2 separate regions of the Mus musculus genome follow, and region 1 is linked to region 2. Evidence: chromatin loops called from intact Hi-C (ENCODE). Cell type or tissue: gastrocnemius. All regions are shown on one strand. Each heading gives the region's core, and the rest is flanking DNA. Links, peaks and the distances in the headings are about the cores only. Region 1 overlaps Prkd2 (protein kinase D2). Region 2 overlaps Ap2s1 (adaptor-related protein complex 2, sigma 1 subunit).

Region 1 (9,141 bases), core at 448-8,447, 110 kb before region 2:
AGGATCTGAGCAGAGGAGGCAGGGCCAAGTGAGAAAGGAAGGGGAGGATCAAGCTGATGTTCACGCCTCCAAGGCCCACCCAGGCCTTTCTCTGCATCCCTAAGGATGTTACCTAAGTGAGGCAGTCGTTAAGGAAGGGATCCCAAAGCAGAGCCACTTACTCTCAAGAGCTCGATATAGAACTCTAGAAAGACTGGGCTACAGTGGGGAGGGTGGGAAGACGGAGCGTGGAACCCTAATGAGCTATTAAAACAGCAGGGACTCCCAAGACACTTCCTTCATGTGGTACAATTAAAAACCATTTTTAGGTCTGATGTGATAGCACACGCCTTTAATCCCAGCACTTGAAAGGCAGAGGCAGGGGGACCTCGGTGGGTTTTTGTTTTCTGTTTTGTTTAGTTTTGTTTGAGACAGGGTTTCTCTGTGTAGCCCTGGCTGTCCTGGAGCTCACTCTGTAGACCAGGCTGGCCTCGAACTCAGAGATCTGCCTGCCTCTGCCTCCCGGGTGCTGGGATTAAAGGCGTGCACCAATCACCATTTCATTGATTCTGAGGCTAGTCTGTTCTACAGAGGAGTTCCATGAGTTCAGTGAATCTGAGGTTAGTCTGGTCTACAAAGCGAGTTCCATGACAGGCAGAGCTACATTTTAAGACCCCCACATCTCAAAATCAAAACAAAGCAATAACCAATAACAGCAAAATTTGTTTTGTTGGCAAGATGGCAGAACAGGTGGAGGAGTTGGCTGTCCTGGAACTCGCTCTATCATCTAGGCTGGCCTCAAACTTAAAGATCTGTCTGCCATTACCTCCCAAGTGCTGGGATCAAAGACATGTACCACCAACACCCAAGAGAGACAGTGTACACTGTCTTAGAAACCAAATAAATAAATCTTAAAATAGAAGACGATACCATCAATAAACAATGTAAGCAAGACATGGGCAATGCATCAAATGTATCCAGCTCTGTCTGGAGCAGCTGTGACCCTTTAATACAGTTCCTCGTGTTGTGGTGACTGCCCCCCCACCATAATATTATTTTTGTTCCTACTTCACAACTGTAATTATGCTACTGTATATCTGATATGCAGGATATCTGTTCATCTGTTATGTGACCCCTGGGAAAGGGTTGTCGGACCCTGGAAGGGGTTGCAATGCACAGGTTAAGAACCGCTGGTCGAGCTGGAGAGATGGCTCAGTGGTTAAGAGCACCGACTGCTCTTCCAAAGGAAGAGCTCAAATCCCAGCAACCACATGGTGGCTCACAACCATCCATAACAAGATCTGATGCCCTTGTGGAGTGTCTGAAGATAGTTACTTACATATAATAAATAAATCTTTTAAAAAAGAGCTGCTGGTCGAGAGGTCACACAGCAGCTACTCGCTCAAGCAGAAAACCTGACTCCATATTTACTAAAGTGGGTTTAGGCAAATTGTTGCATCTTTAAGTCTCAGTTTGTTAATCTGTAAAATGGGAGCGATAATGGTTCTATGATATTTATTTAGCTACCTATTTACATAAGGTTTCAAATTCAAAGACTGGGCTGACTTTGTGGTGCTCAAAATGACCTTGAACTCCTGGTTCCCTTGCCTCCACTTCCCCAGTACTGGCAGGCATGTGCCACGATTCCTGGTTTTTGTCGTGCCAGGGACTGAACCCAGGGCTTCGTGCATGTTAGGCAACCAACTGAGCTATATCCCAAGACCCTCCCTTGGTTTTATAAGACAGGGTTTTACCCTAGCTCATGCTATCTAGAAACTGTTTTAATTTTGTACATTTTTATTTCATCTTGTTTTTTTTTTTTTTTTTTGAGACTGTGTCTCTCTATGTAGTCCTGGTTGACCAGGAACTCACTATGTAGACCAGACTGGCCTCAAATTCACTGGGACCCATCTGCCTTTCTCCTGAGTTCTGGGGTCAAAAGCATATACTATAGCGCCATGCCTGCTTTCTGTTGTTTAATTTTTAAGATAGGGTCTTATGTATCCCAGGCTAGACCTAAAGTCATTATGAAGCTGAACTAGCCTTGAACCGACCCCTGTACATCTTCCTCCTGGGTGCTAGGGTTACACACCTGTGTCACCATGGCCTTTTGAGCACAGGACTTAATGGTACCTACCTGGAAGGGTAGTTGGTGAGGTCTAAAGTTCCTGAGGCAAAGAACTGGGTCCAGTACTTAGAGGTGGAGCAGGCAAGAGCCCAGAGGACAGAAAAAAATCTGTAGAGAGAGAAAAGAGAGGAGAGAGGAGAGAGGAGAGAGAGAAAGAGAGAGAGAGAGAGAGAGAGAGAGAGAGAGAGAGAGAGAGAGAGAGAGAGAGACCGGATGAAATGGAAGACCAGAGAAAGAAACTACTTTGGTTGCTAAAAGTACTCAGCTCCCTCTTCCATGCAGTCAGGATGTAGCTACCTCAGGGGACCTCTGTCCCATCTCCCAGCATGCTCGGCAAATCCAGGCATATTTGGATTGGGGATTGGAAGGGGTCAGAGCAGCTGCAGCAAAGTACAGCAGGCATGCCTTGCAGAAACACCCCAGAGTGAGCAGAGTCCCGGGTGTGTGTAGGGTGTGTGTGTGGGTGTGTGTGTGTGGGGGGGGGAAGGGACGGGAAGCCTTTCCAGGGAGGACTGAAACTCAGACCACACCAGGGAATGTCCAACACCGCAGAGGTTAAAATTCTACAGAGAATGAAAGCTGGGGTGGAGTGATGGCCTAGCTAGCATGCACAGAAATGTTCCATCTTAGCACTGGGGAAGTAGCGGGAGGTAGATCAGGGCATTCTAGTCCTCTTGACTAAATGGCAAGTTCAAGGCCAGCCTAGGCTATAGAAGACCAGGTCTCAAACAACAACAACAAAGATAAGAAGAACAAAAGAAAGTAAGGAAGGCAAGCTGAAAACAAATATTGGAATAAAAAAGGATGGAAGAAGCCTGCAGAGATGGCTCAGCGGGTAAAGACTCTGGCCAGCAAGCCTGACTTCAATTCCTGGGACCTACACGGTGAGAAGGAAGAACCAACTTCCACAAGTTGTCCTACGAGCTCCATACATGTGCTGTGGCACTCAGCATACACTTATATACAGAAATTCTCACTGTAAATATAATACAATACTAAATAGCATAAAGGACAGATGACCTCACATCTGTGATATATAAAGAGCACTTGTAATGCAATAAGCATGCTTGGTGACCCAGGTCTGCAAGCCCAGTTGTTTGAAGGTGTAGACAGAGGCATTGCTGTGTGAGGCCAGCTTTGTCTTAAGTAGAGAATTACAGGCCAGCCAGGGATACATAGTAAGACCTTGTGTCCAGAACCAAACCAAACCAAACCAAACCAAACCAAAACAACAAACACCAACCCCAAAACAAGGGCTGGAGAGACAGGTCAATAGTTAAGACTACTATCTGCTCTTCCGAAGATCCAGGGTTAAATTCCCAATACAATTACAATACAATACAAGGTGCTTCACAACTCCAGTTCCAAGGGGAAACTGATGCCCTCTTCTGGCGTCCACTGGTATTGCATATACCATACGCAGTTCATCTTCATGCATTAAGGTAAATACTCATACACATAGAAAATAATAAAGCTCACATGTCTTTAATCCCAAAACTTGGGAGGCTGAGGCAGACGGATCTCCATGAGTTCCAGGGAAGCCTGGTCTACATAGTGAGAACCAGTCTCAACATTAGTTTTTTTAAAAAGTACAAAATTTAACATAAAGTATAGACCAAAATAAATAACCTGAGTGTGTGGCACTTGTGACCCCAGCATTGGAAAGGATAATGCAGGAGAATCACATGAGGCCAGCATCGAGTGCATTGGATCCTGTGTCTCAAAAAGACAAAAGGCCATAAGTACAAAAGTTCATGGGGCTGGAGAGATGGCTCAGGGGGTAAGAGCACTGACTGCTCTTCAGGAGGTCCTGAGTTCAAATCCCAGCAACCACATGGTGGCTCACAACCATCTGTAATGGGATCTGATGCCCTCTTCTGGCCTGCAGGCATTCATGTAGGCAGAAAGCTGTATATTTAATAAATCTTTAAAAAAAATTGTTTTCTGAGCTGGTAATTATTTTTATCCAGCATTAGTAAGAAGTGTGAAAACACGCATCTTCCCACTCAGTTGGTGGAAAAAGACAGAAAAGGTTTTAGACAATAAAAGTTGTTTTTTAGTTTCTGAGACAGGGTCTCACGTAGCCCAGGCTGCCCTTACATTCACGATAAAGGCAAGGACGGCCTTGAAGTCCTGATCTTCCGGCCTCCCATAACAGGCTGTTCCCGTTTATTCAGTGCTGAAGCGCCTACCCAAGGCTAGATGCACCCTAGGCAGGCAAGGATTCTACCAACGGAGTCAAAGAGTCAGCTGCCTAAAGGTGTATTCAAACTGTCCCGCATCTCCCAGCCAGTAAGAAGCTGGGCTTGGTGGAGGGCACCCGTGCTTCCCAGCACTGCTTTAACTGGGCATGGTGGTACAAGTCCATAATCCTGGCACCCAGGAAATACAGTCATGAGAATCCCACGTTTAAGGGCATATTCGTCTACACAGTGAGTTGTTCCGGACTAGCCTGAGCTCCACAAGATCCTCAAAAAAGGAAAGGAAACCAGGAGTAGTGGTAGACACCTCTAATCCCAGCACTCGGGAAGACTATTAAAACAGGGCCAATAATAGCTATTACTATGAAAGGGGAAATGGGTTCCCCTTCCTCGGTCTTTCAGTCCTTCACTAGGTTATTTGATCAACGCTCCCCCAGATCTGCTCCATGCTTTTCCCAGGCTGGAGACAGGAGACACAGTGGTGACAAAGATAGCCATCTGCCTTGGATGGTGAGCAGGGCTAACACAGAGAGACTGTAATAATAATGTCATAGTATTTACTAAGCCCCAGTTGTCCTTTTCTTTTGTCTTTTCTTTTCTTTTTCCTCCTCCTTCTTTGAAATGGGCCTCATAATGTAGCCCTGTCTCTCCTGAAACTCACTACATACACCAGGCTGGCCTTGAACTCACAGAGATCCACTGCCTTTGCCTCCCAAAAGCTAGGCATGCACCACCACACCGGTTTCTTGTCCTGCTATTGTTTATTTTTATTTCTCTCTCTCTCTCTCTCTCTCTCTCTCTCTCTCTTTTTTTTTTTTTTTGATTTTTTGAGACAGGGTTTCTCTGTGTAGCCCTGGCTGTCCTGGAACTCACTTTGTACACCAGGCTGGCCTCGAACTCAGAAATCTGCCTGCCTCTGCCTCCCAAGTGCTGGGATTAAAGGCTGGCGCCTCCACGCTTGGCCTATTGTTTATTTTTTAATGTTATTAATGAGACTTCCATCTATTTCTCTAATTTGCCCTCTTGAGTGCCTAGGGCACCAGCCTTTTCTCCACGCCTCCGCCAGGGGGAGCCGGAAGTCACGGCGCACAGCGCACCTGCGTGATAAGGAACTTGGTGAGACGCTCAGGAAGCCGGCCCTTCTCACTGGAGAGGATCATCTCCAACATGTCCCCGTGCAGTTTCTCCATCACCACGAATACCTTCTCAGGAGTCTCAAACATGCACTCGAGGTTCACAATCCCGGGGTGCCGTAGACTCTGTCCGGGAATGGGGGAAGAGGGATCAGGACTGAGGATCAGTATGGCGAGAGGCGGCAAGCGCCTGGAGAGGTCTTTGCTGCGTTGTGAGTTGTGAACTAATGGGGAAGGCCGGGGTGGCAGAAAGAGATAGCAGGAAGCGTGGGATAACAGCAAGCTTGCACTGTATGTGTGTAGCTTTGGTTTCTATTTGATTGCTTTTCTTCTGGTGCTTGCGCGTGCTAGGCAAGCTGATGCCCTAGCCCACAAGATCTTCCTCTGGCACTCTAGATACCTTTAGAAGAAAGCCCACTGACTGTCTTGCCACCCTCCTCCCTGGCCTCGTTTCTTCCATGGCTCCGGGGTTCCCTGTCACCTGCACAGACTGGTCCTTGTCCCTCTCTGCTCAGAATACCCCTCAGTTCCAGTATGTGTATCTTCTCTTCCAGAAAGACTAACTTGATCACCCCTAGACTGTAGCCCAGGTTGTACTTAAAAGGAGTAAGCAGGGGTACGGCTGAGTCACGGTCCCTTCGGGTCACCTGGAGAATGGCCACTTCATTCCTGAGCTGGCTCTCCTGCTTGGTGGGGAAGCGCAGTTTGTCAATGACCTTTACTGCAACGTCTCTGCCAGTCTTCCTGTGTTTTCCTGAGGGCGGGCACAGGAAAGATAAAGGGTCAGCGATCAAGAAGACCTAGTTCCTTCTCCTCTATGGAGACCCACATGGAATTGAGCAAAAATATTGTAGGCCTTCAAGGTTTCTCTGAAGAGTTCTCAACATGAGGGGTGGGATAGGGAATAAAAGTGGAAGAGAAGCCAGAGGCATGGCTCAGTGGTAGAGCCCCTGCCTAGAATCCCCCAGTGAGGGGCTGGGGGCGTGGCTCAGTGGTACAGCCCCTGCCTAGACCCCCCAGTGAGGGGCTGGGGGCGTGGCTCAGTGGTAGAGCCCCTGCCTAGAATCCCCCAGTGAGGGGCTGGGGTGTGGCTCAGTGGTAGAGCCCCTGCCTAGAATCCCCCAGTGAAGGGCTGGGGGCGTGGCTCAGTGGGAGAGCCCCTGCCTAGAATCCCCCAGTGAGGGGTTGGAGGCGTGGCTCAGTGGTAGAGCCCCTGCCTAGCATGCAGACTGCCATTGCTTTCACCCCTAGAAAAAGAAAGAAGAAAACCAAACAAGCCTGGAATAGTGATGCAATCCCATTATCCCAGCATTTGGAAGGCCAGGGCATGAGGATCACAAGCTTGAGGGCACCTTGTGCCGCAAATTAAAGCTATAGAGAGAGCTTCAAGAAGGGCAATGGATAACATCGACAACTATACTCCTAACCAATCGGAAGCCAGAATGTACATCTCCTATTGATAACAGTCAAGAAGCCCACTGGTTTTCCTGATGGGAAAAGGAGCCTGCAAGTGTCTGCATCAAACAACCCAGGAGACGGGCAGCAAGGAGGGGATGATATCCCCTGACCTGGGGCAGCCTCTGAGTCAGGCCTGCGGCACCCTTACCTCCATAAACCACTCCAAACTGCCCAGAGCCCAGCACCTCATCTGGGAAGATCTGGTAGACAGTGGCGATATCCTGTGAAGCGGAGACAGCAAGGTCATGGTGCAAATTGGAAAAAAAAGAGGGTCAAGGAGACTGGAGACTGGGAGGTTCCACGCTGAATGGGAGACAGGTGTGATAGTTTTGTTGGCTGAGGGATGGTCCGGATCAGGCTGGCCTGGGAGAGGTTGTCTTGTAATGGATGTGGAAAGACCCAGGCTGCCAGTAAGTGGCACCATTCCCTGGCTCTGGGTCCTGGTCTGTACAGAAGAGGAGCAAGTGAGCTGAACAGACACACAAGCTTTCCTCTCTGCTATCGACTGCAGATGTGGCCAGCTGCTTCAAGGTCCTGCCACCCGAGTCACCTGCAGTGATTCACTGCAACCTGGGTGGGTTCCTCAGTCTGGAGTTACAGGGGGTTGAGAGCCACCTAATACGAGTGCTAGGAATTCAACTCAGATCTTCTTCAGGGCAAGTGCTCTTAACTGCCGAGCCATCTGTGCAGCCCACCAAGTCAGGAGGAAGGGGGTCCTGCGCCGACTGACTTACCACATTCTCTTGGATCTGACTGTTGGACACGGAGATACTCAGAGACGCTTGTCCTAGGAAGAGGGGAAGAGAGAAGTGAGCGAGCTCTGGGCTCAGCACAGGTGTCACCTGTGCCTCCAAAGGCTACACTTGGAACCTTAGTTTCGTCGTCTGGGAAATGGAATACAAGAACCACTACGGAGCTGACCAGTTGTACCAGAGGCTCCATATGGGACCTCACGATTCTATGCCTGGCATTTTACCCGCTATCCTCAGTGCCGTAGAAAGAAGGCAGCCTGCCTTCCTCCAGGCTTGTTCCTTATCCAGGATGTCTTTCAGCCTCTTTAGTACCACCTCTAGCAACCCAGGTAGGGACTTACTGTGCGGTGTGTGCCCCGGGGCACTGGGCGCATCTTGGAGGATAACGGGCATCAGTGCCTGGCGGATGGCTGTCTCCCAACCCCGAACGGCCTCTGTTCCCTGTCCACTTGGCCCTCCCGGGGCCCCGCCAGGGGTTTCGCCCACAAAGTAGGTGACATTGGCCGTGATGATCTCGAAGCAGTGTGGGTTGGTGCCCGGGGGTACGAGGCTGAAGTTCTGAGCCGGTTCCACCGCAAGGATTTCAGACAGCGGGATTTCCTGGCAAGGGGTGGAACTGTCAGTGTAGGCAAACCTATTGGGCCATCCCTGCAGCTCCCCTGTTCTCAGAGTCAATAAGGACAGACCTGGTCTACGTGGACAGGTGGGGAAAGGCCTCCCAGCCGTACCCATGCTAACCATGAGAGCAGTTAGCTAGCCAGGAGACTATGGAGCAGCACAGAAGAAGGCTGCTGTGCCCATCACATGGGACAGCGCCTGGCACACTGAAGGCACTTGATAAATGAAGGACATCAGGGGCCACACAAAAAAGGCTGGAATTTGTGTGCGGGCCCTAGGGAGCCATGGAAAGGCTTAGAACAAGGAGGTTCAAGTTCATGGCACTGTGTGGAAAGTCCACGAGACAGAATTAGATCAAAGCAGTAGACATAAAGGAGGCTGTGGAAGAGGAAGTTTGGGACTATGGGGCAGGCAAAGTACACAGGGAAAGCTGCAGCAGAAGGATCATAAGTTCAAGGCTGGCCTAAGCAACTTGGTGAGACAATCCTTCAAAAAAAAAAAAGTAGAAAGAGGGGTGGGATGGCTTTATAGCCTAGAATCCCCCAGGGAGGGGCTGGGGGCATGGCTCAGTGGTACAGCCCCTGCCTAGAATCCCCCAGTGAGGGGCTGGGGGTGTGGCTCAGTGGTACAGCCCCTGCCTAGAATCCCCCAGTGAGGGGCTGGGGGCGTGGCTCAGTGGTAGAGCCCCTGCCTAGAATCCCCCAGTGAGGGGCTGGGGGTGTGGCTCAGTGGTACAGCCCCTGCCTAGAATCCCCCAGTGAGGGGCTGGGGGCGTGGCTCAGTGGTAGAGTACTTTCCAGGCCTAAGTTGGCCCCAGGGTTTGAAAAAGTGACTTATGCAACAAGCTCTGTGGTGAGACAGATATGGAAAGG
Region 2 (9,141 bases), core at 688-8,687:
ACCTTTTATTTATTTATTGGGTGGGGACAGGGAAGGGCACATGTGCCACAGCTTATGGAAGTCGGAGGACAACTTGCAGGTGTTGGTTCTTTCTACTGTGTGGGTCTGGGGCTTACACTTGGGCCATCAGGATTGGTGGCATCTCACCTGTTCTCTTTCTCCAGTTTTTCCTTCCTCTTCTTTGTATTGAGAATTGAACTCAAGGCCTCACACATACTTGGCAAGCAATCTACCACTGAGCCACACCCCCCAGCCCCTCACTGGGGGATTCTAGGCAGGGGCTCTACCACTGAGCCACACCTCAGCCCCTCACTGGGGGATTCTAGGCAGGGGCTCTACCACTGAGTCACACCCCCAGCCCCTCACTGGGGGATTCTAGGCAGGGGCTCTACCACTGAGCCACACCCCCCAGCCCCTCACTGGGGGATTCTAGGCAGGGGCTCTATCACTGAGCCACGCCCCCAGCCCCTCACTGGGGGATTCTAGGCAGGGGCTCTACCACTGAGCCACACCCCCCACCCCCTCACTGGGGGATTCTAGGCAGGGCCTCTACCACCGAGCAATGTCCCCACCCATTTTTGCCTTTTGTGATTGGGTCTCACTTAGTTGCTTGGACTGGTCTTGACCTCACTCTAGCACAAGCAAGCCTTGAATTTTTGATCCTCCTGCCTCAGTCTCTTAAGTATCTAGCATAGAGTCATGTGCCCCCTAGGCCTAGTTTCAGGGCCTTTTCTGTTGTCACACTGTCATACTCAGTGGGTAGAAGCTGGGGTCTGCCCAGGCTAAGGTTAGGCAACAGCAGGAACCGTCCCAGCCCCCTTGGCTGTTGGTGAGAAACTACACTACCTTCCCAGTGACATGGGATCTTGTAGGTAGATTTGGAAGCACCCTCCAGGTCTCAAAAGCAGCTCCACATGAACCTAATGCAGACATGAGCTTTGGCTAAGTCTTGCCATCTTTCTGGCTTCAGCCGTCTCCTCATAATCTTGTAAGCACAAAGTAATTCCTCAGAAATTGGATGTGGGAACACACTGCAATCCCTGATCTCGGGGGTGGGAGTCAAGACTCCTCTTTAACAATCTAGGGGCTGAGTTGGAACTTGTGGCTCATCCCCTAGATCTCAGCACTTGGGAGGGGGGCAAAACTGCACAGCCAGGCCATCTCTCAAAACCAAACCAGACCCAAGGCTGGCTGTGTGTGTGTTGGCAGCAGACTCTCCGTACTGTTAGGTGCTGTCACTGGGTAGGATTTTAGAGTAAGTGTTTCATGTCTAGAGCTGTCATCCCTCACAGTGTTGGGGCCCTGTGTAGGCAGAAGTCTGTCTAAAGTATGCTCAGGTCTCTCTGCTTTTCTTAGATCAATGTGATATGTTGTTGACTGACTCACTGATGGACCAAGGGCAAGGCTTCCTAAGGGTCGCTGGTTCCCAGGGCAGACAGATGAGGGCTCAGACAGCCAGGCCAGGCAGGACCACAGGTTTATTGGGGGCTACACACACACACACTCACAGCATCACACGACAATGGCACAGTTACTCGGGACATCACGGTGGCCTCTGCCATCCACGGAGGGCCCAGAGGCAGTGGGTTCTGGCCTCCTCCCCTGTGGCCTAGACCCTGCCGGGTCCTTCCTCTGGGCCAGCTGAGGAAGGGAAGGGGCTGCTAGGGTGGGCCTCAGGCCTGGCAGGCAGGGGACGAGCAGGCAGGTTGGTCCAGCAGGCCGGGCTGGGCAGAGCCCCCCTCACTCCAGGGACTGCAGCATCAGCAGCTGCTTCAGCACCTTCGTCTGGCTGGTCTCTCGGATCTCTCCTGCCAGGAACATCTCATCTACCACCGTGTAAACCTGGGCAAGGAAGGAAGGGCAGGTAAAGCTGGAGTGAGGGAAAGGAGCCGAGGGTAGACCCTCAGCAGAGAAACAGCAAGGGGGCAGGCAGGGGCAGGCAGATCTTTGGTGGCTCTGGGCACATCCCTACTGCCACCTCTTGCCCACTTATCCACAAGCCTACCTTGTAGAAGTTGAACACCAGGTCCAGTTCACAGACATTGTGGAAGTATTCATTTAACACCTGAGAGAAGGAGAGGAAGACCAGTGGTAAGAGACAGGTACAGACAAGGCCATCAGTGCTTGAACCCTGTATCCCATGGTGAAAGGAGAAAAGCAGCCCTAAGCCTGTCCTCTGTGCAAGCTGCGGCACATGTGTGCCCGCATGAACACACATGTCACAGACACTAGACACACATGGTAGTGGTAATAATAATAATACTAATAAATAAAATAGGAAAAGAGACAGGCTGGGAGGCCTGGGATGTAGTTCAGTGTCTGTCAAGCATTTACAAAGCCCTGGGTTCCATCTCCAGCACTGCATAGAACCTGCTTAGTGGACCACATCTCTAAGCCTAGCACACGGGAGGTAGGTAGAGGCAGGAATTTAAGGTCACCCCTGGCTATACAGCAAGTTTGAGGCCAGCTGGGGCTCTATGAGACCTGTCTCAAAAAAGGGGGCCGGGGGGAGGGAGGATATGTGCAACTGGGGAGACGGCTCAGTGGTTAAGAACACAGGCTGTCCTTCTAGAGGACACAAATTTAGTTTCCAGCACCCAGATCAGGTGGCTCACAATGGCCTTCAAGTCCAACACCAGGGAGTCTAATGCCCAATGCCTTCTGGGTCCTCAGGTGCCTGCACACACGTCATACTTGCACACACATGCACCCACGCACAGTGGATCTGCACACGTCATACTTGTATACACACACACACACACACACACACACACACAGAGTGGGTGGAGGAAGAGACAGTAAGGCAGTTGTGTTGGCTGTCACTGAGCATGGGGAAAACTGAGCGGGGGAACCTAGATCATGAGTGCCAGGCCATCCTGAGCTACAAGGGAGGACATTGTCTCACACAAACAAGCCAGTTATCAAGAGGACAGATAGACAGAAATAGTGACTGAACCAGTGAGGACACAACCGTTGGATGACAGACAACTGAAAACCTCAATTGTGACACCAAGAGAGGGGTCAGGAAGAGGCTCAGCTGGTGCAAGTGCCCGCTGCCAAGCCTGCTGCCGGAGTTCAAGCCCTGAAACCACAGGCTGGAAGGGCAACACCTGCTCCATGTTATCTTCTGACCTACACACGCGCACGTGCACACATACACGCCATTGTATAGGCACAGTCACACCATGATTAGTCCAAGGTGGAGCCAGGTGGCAGATGGACAGATAGAAGAGGCACTAGGCCGGAACAGATGAGACAGGTGAGGAGGGAGAGGCAGATTAGAGAGACCCGTGCACACAGAGGAAGGCTGGGGGTGGGGGTGGGAGGACAAATGGCCACCCCAGCATTCCAGGGCCTCCTGGGCCGGCACCTGACTCACTTCTACGAAGTTGTGGATGGCCTCGAGATAGGCCAGATTGTTGTCGTTGACATCCACGCAGATGCAGAAGTAGAGGCCAGCGTAGCGTCGGTAGATGATCTTGAAGTTCCGGAACTGTGGGCAGAAAGGAGCCAGGGCTGAGCTTGGCAGAGGGGGCCAGATGCCAGCTGTTCCATTGTGTGTGTGAGCACGGGCTGTTTCTGCCTCGGGGAGGGGAGGGGAGGGGAGGGCAGGGCAGTATTGACAGCCAGCTTTGACACATGGTCCAGCAGAGGGTCACTTGCCCAGGCAGTGGGATGGAAACCCCCAGGCATGATTGGACTTGGGGGTTCAGGATAGGGCCCTAATCCCTTTTCATCCTGAGGGTCAGGGAGGTTTCCCAAAGGAGGGTACTGAGTTGAGAGTTGGAAGACAGTCAGGGGAGTTCCAGGCACAGGGAACAGATTGTAAAGGAGCCAGGGCAGGAACTGTGACTAGGCCTGGCAGCAGTAGGGGGCTGAGGCAGGAGGATCACATCTTTGAAGAAAGTCCAGGCTATGTAGTAGACCGTAACTCAATACAAAACAAAAATAAGTTTTAGCTTGTTTGTTTGTTTTAGCATAGAATCTACTGTGTAGCCCAGGCTGAACTTGTACTGGCTATGTAGGGGAGAATGGCCTTGAACATCTGATTCTCCTGCCTCCACTTCCCAAGTTCTGGAATTACAGACATGCAGCACTGCACTTGGCTCAAAGTCTCAGGAGAGAAAGGCATTTCAGATCAGCCTAGGCAACACAAACAAACAAACAAAACAAAACAAAACAAAACAAAACATGGAAGTTTCTTATTTTGGGGCATTTTGAAATTTTAGAGTTCCAGGAAGCTCAACGGACACATGTAAACATTAGAATAATGCTCACATGGCCCACAGCGAGGCACACCTGTGCTGGGGTAGACTTAATACTGTGTGCATGGACACTGGATGGGCTGGGACGTGGCTCAGAGGTGGAGCCCCTGCCTAGTATGCATGAGGCTCTGTGTTCTGGTCTCAGCACAGTGAACAAACAAGAGGAGGAGTGTACAGTTAACATATGGATGTGCACACTGGGATATGGCTGGTGTTTAGCCAAACCCAAGTTCTCTCTGGGATGTATGTAGAGCACCACCTGGTGGTAACTGCGGTGAATTACATAGTTTGTGAGTCCTGGAATTTTTTTTTCAGCTCAGTTCATTTTTTAAAAAAATATTATTTTGCTTGTTATTTATTTATTATTTGTACAAACAAGGTTTCTCTGTACAACTCTGGTTTGGAACTTTATATATAGCCCATACTAACTTCAAATTTTTCTTGATCTTTCCACATCCACTTCTCAAGTGTGGGGAAAACCGTTACCTCAGAGATAAAGACAGAAGGATAGTCAGGGCTGGAGGTCTCCCAGGACTAGAGGGAGACTGTCTAAACTGGGAGAAAATGGTGGGTGGTGGCAGCACACACTTTTGGGAAGCAGAGGCAGGAAGATCCGAGTTTGAGGCCAGCCTGGTCTACAGAGTGAGTTCCTGAACAGCCAGGGCTACACAGAGAAACCCTGTCTTGAAAAACTACACCCCCACCCCCACCCCATCGCCATTCCCTAAAAAGAAAGGCTCATCCATAAAGTCTCACTCTGCAGCAAAGAGGCAGACATGCAGCCACAGGCTTTAACCCCAGTGCTGGAGGCCCACTGGCCTGTCAGGCTAGAGCACCAGGCCTCAATGAGAGATCTTATCTCAAAACACAAGGTAGACAGCTCCTGAGGAATGACCCTCAAGGCTGACCTGTGGCCTCTGTACTCTGCCCTGCCACACCCATAAACATGCACAGGAATTCAGTGCCTGTGTCACAGGCATACACCGCGGTGGTAGGGTTCCAGGCATACATGGCAGTAGTAGGGTTCCAGGCATGCACTGTGGTGGTAGGGTTACAGGCATGCACTGCGGTAGTAGGGTTCCAGGCATGCACTGCGGTGGTAGGGTTCCAGGCATGCACTGCGGTGGTAGGGTTCCAGGCATGCACTGGGTGGTAGGGTTCCAGGCATGCACTGGGTGGTAGGGTTCCAGGCATGCACTGGGTGGTAGGGTTCCAGGCATGCACTGGGTGGTAGGGTTCCAGGCATGGACTGCAATGTTAGAGTTGCAAGCATGCACTTTTCCTCAAGACAGTATCTATGTAGCCCATCTTGGACATAAACTCACCATGTAACTGAGGAACCCCCCCTCTGCCTCTGCCTCTCAAGTGTTGGATCAGAGGCAGGCACCACCACCCCATGTGATGTGGCTCTGGCTTCCAGCCCTGCACTTCATGCATTCTGGGTAAGCACTTTACCAACTGAGCCATATCCTCAGCCTTCCATGCAACTTTCCTTTTACAGACAGGGTTTCAATGTGCAGCTCTGGCTGGCTAGAAACTCTATGGAGACCAGGCTAGCCTTGAACTCAGACAGCTGCCTGCTTCTACCTCCCGGATGCTGGGACTAAGGGTGTGAGCCATCAGTCCCAGTACTCACTAAGTTTCTTAAAATTATTAGCAATGTCACTATTCATAGCTCAGGACTTAGCATGTGGCTGACTTCAAGTGGCATCTGCTCAATGTTATCTCGGTTCAAGGCAGCACCAGGGACACCATGAGACAGGCTCAGCTTCTCTAACAGGCTTAAAGTGCGATGGGGGTCCTGAGCTGTCCTTAGATGGTAAGGACCTGGGATGGTATGGCGTGCACTTGGTCTGTGCTTCTTCACTGTTCCAGCGAGTTCCTGAGCCTGGGTACCCAGGACATGCTGAAACCCCATTCCATTCCCTTCCCCAGCCTCTCTGTCCCAACACCTCCCTCGTGCTTCTCACCCCCAACCTGCTCTCTTTGTGTGTGTGTGGGGGGGGGCGTATCTTGGAAGAACGAGCCCCCCTCTGTGCTACACTGCTACCACCTTGGGGGGGTCCCCTGCTCCTGCTCTTGCTCCCAAGTGCGGTGGTACAGCTCTGTGACCCCAGCACCAAGGAGGCTGAGGCTGGAGGATTATGAGTTTGAAGCCAGCCTCGAGATGGAATAGACCTGTGTTCCCATGCACTCAGGTGGCTGAGGCAGGAGGATTGCTTCAAGTTCAGAGCAAGCCTGGACTACACGGTGACTTTCAGGCTAGCTTGGACTGCAGAGTGAGACTCCGTCTCAACAAAGGCAAAACCAAGGTAATCCGAACACTTGGGTGACAGAGGCAGGAGAATCAGGGATTCAAAGCTATGCTTAGCGTCAGACAGGCTGAGGCAGGCTGGAGGCACGCAAGGCCCTGTTTCTAAAAATGAACACAGAGAAACAACGAAAAGTCAACACTAAAACTATGGCCAGCAGATGGAGGCAGTTTGCAAGCCTGGCCCTGATGTCCATCCCTGGAGCCCACACAAAGGTGGAAGGAGAAAATGAGTCCACAAAGTTGTCCTCTGACCTCCACACACTTACACACTATGACATGCATGCTCCCACCCCCACCCCCCAACAGTAAATAAGTATAGCCAGACAGATGGGGGATCCTGGAAGCCTGTGCCAACTCATGTCCCCTGCTCTAAACCATTCTGTGGCTCTGGCCACTAAGTGTGTCCAAAGGCCTTAGGACCTCAGTCAGGCTGATTCTCCTTGCCTGCCCCTCCTGGAACTCTCCACCCTGCTTATGCCTCAGGGCCTTTGCACCTGCTCCTCCCTGGAGGCTTGGAACATTCGCTGCTCGGGAAAACATCTCCTCCTACTCCCTCAGCCCTGCAGATCTTGGTTGAAAGTCACCTGAACGAACAGGGTTGTGGGTGTGTTGAGGATTTGAACTCAACTCCCCATGCTTGTGTGTTCTGTACGCAACGAGCCACATCCACAACCCTTGAAAGAGAAAAAGAGCTAAAAGCACGGGGAGTGGATTAATAGAGGAGAGGAGGTCATGGGCAGAGCTGCTGTTAGAGCGGGGAGAGGAGGAGCCAGGGAAGTAGGGGGCAGAAAGAGGGTGTCAGTCACCTCCACAAAGTTGGTGTGCTTGGCATCCCTGACGGTGACCACGGCGTGCACCTCCTCGATCAGCTTCTGCTTCTCGTCGTCATCGAACTGCATGTACCACTTGGCCAGGCGCGTCTTGCCTGCCCGGTTCTGGATAAGGATGAATCGGATCTAGAGCAAGCAGGGGAGGGAATGAGAGATGCGGGGGGACACAGCTCAGGGTGGGCACCACGAGACATTCTATGGGAGATATGTCAGGGCCCAGGCTCTCCCTGTGGCCAGCTCTCTAAGCCTGTCTCCCTCCCTGGGACCCAGCTGCGTCATTCTAAACATGGGCTGTGACCCCACTTCCACTGAGTGACTGACCAAGCCCCAGGCTTTAGTTCATCTTATATCCATCCATCCCTGAAGCCACTTCCTTACCCTCAAATCAAGTTTCCCAAGAATCTCCATCTTATCAGGGATAGGGGATCGGTCACAGTGCTGGGAAAGCACTGAAGGCCTGTGTGAGCCTGGGGGATTCTGGACAAGTGCTCTCATTGAGCCACACCCCACTGGGGGATAACAGGCACTACCATTGGACAACAAGTTATGGCCCTCACTGTTGGATACAGAAGCGCTCAATCCATGTTTCTATTTAGAATTCTTGTGTCCAAGTTCCTAGCACAGTCTTTTTTTTTTTTTTTTTTTTTTGAGACCCTGTCTCCTGCAGCCCAGCAGACCTTGAACTCCTGCTCCTCTTGCTTCCACTTCCCAAATGCTGGAATTTCAGGCTCAGTTCTGTTTGGTTCCTTGTGCTAGTATGTGTACTTGCATGCAGGTGCCCATAGAGACCAGAAGTATCAAACTTCTTGGAGGTAGCATGCCAGGCGGCTGTGAGCCACCCGATGTGGGTGCTGGGAACAAACCTGGGTCCTCTGCAGGAGCATAGGTGCTCTTAACTGCTGAGCCAGCTCTCCAGCCCTTGCTTTTCTGTTGTTTTTTTTTTTAAAAGACAGGGTCTCCCTATACAGCCTAGGTTTGCCAAGAACTTAGGGAAATCCTCCTGCCTTGGCCTCTCAAAGTTCTGAGACTACAAGTGTGGGCCACTATGACTGGTTTTACTGGTGCTTTGTGGAATCCCAACACCTTGGAGGCAGAGGCAGGAGAATTACTGTAAGTATGAGGCAAGCTTGGTTGATATACTGAGTTCCAGACCACCTGAGGCTACATATCAAACCTGGCCTCAAAACAAAACAAGTCAGGCATCACAGACTTCACCCTGTAGCCTACTCACGGCTGTGCCACAGTCGCTGCTCGTTCTAGTATGCCTCCTTCCTCTCCTTTGCCAAGAATGACCTGGGCAAGCCTGGAACTCAGGATCCTCCTGCCTCAGCCTGAAAGCATGGCAATGACAGGCCTATTCCACCCACTCCCTGACTGCAGGCGAAGGCTACTGTACGTAAGGGTCTGGGTTACCTCATTTATTCATTCTTCGGCTGAGGGACAACGGTACAACTTCCACTTCGGGGCTACAGTGAGAAATGGCATACAGGTCTCTATGTGTAGCCTTGTTTTTTGGCAAGCTAATTAGAGCAGATTGCTGGGCTGTACGGAAACTGTCTATCCTCTCCGGGCAGCGTCTGCACTCTCTCTGGCACTTGTTTGCTTGTGTGGAGGTCAGAGGATTTTGAGGGGGGCCATTTGCCCCTTCCCACCTTGGGTGCCTAGTAGTAAACCCAGGTTACTGAGCCTATGTGACAAGGGCTTTTCCCCTCTGAGCCATTTCAACCCATGA

The links. Peaks named below come from ENCODE experiments on the same cell type or tissue, not always from the same donor. Only the 100,000 strongest peaks of a DNase experiment are listed, where the experiment ranks them.
Region 1: a loop joins it to region 2, with 7 times the contacts of the local background. A loop is called at or near these places in 2 of 42 quality-filtered maps.

Annotation. Positions count from the first base shown.
Region 1 is chr7:16,854,805-16,863,945 of GRCm38, reverse strand. It overlaps Prkd2 (protein kinase D2), which reads right to left. Exons shown (of 19, transcript NM_001252458.1): 11 at 7,993-8,251; 12 at 7,634-7,686; 13 at 7,048-7,120; 14 at 6,089-6,195; 15 at 5,406-5,567; 16 at 1-5. Among named protein-coding and RNA genes, the nearest start is that of 9330104G04Rik, 16 kb to the left of the region's middle. In gastrocnemius, for the core only: CTCF peaks have their summits at 3,500 (motif pointing left) and 5,369 (motif pointing right); DNase peaks (open chromatin) are centred at 3,502 and 5,390; H3K27ac peaks cover 324 bases.
Region 2 is chr7:16,741,613-16,750,753 of GRCm38, reverse strand. Ap2s1 (adaptor-related protein complex 2, sigma 1 subunit) reads right to left here. Exons shown (of 5, transcript NM_198613.2): 2 at 7,386-7,535; 3 at 3,380-3,493; 4 at 2,006-2,065; 5 at 1,464-1,842. The coding sequence ends at 1,741. Among named protein-coding and RNA genes, the nearest start is that of Ap2s1, 7.7 kb to the right of the region's middle. In gastrocnemius, for the core only: a CTCF peak has its summit at 4,533 (motif pointing left); DNase peaks (open chromatin) are centred at 3,596 and 4,499; H3K27ac peaks cover 260 bases.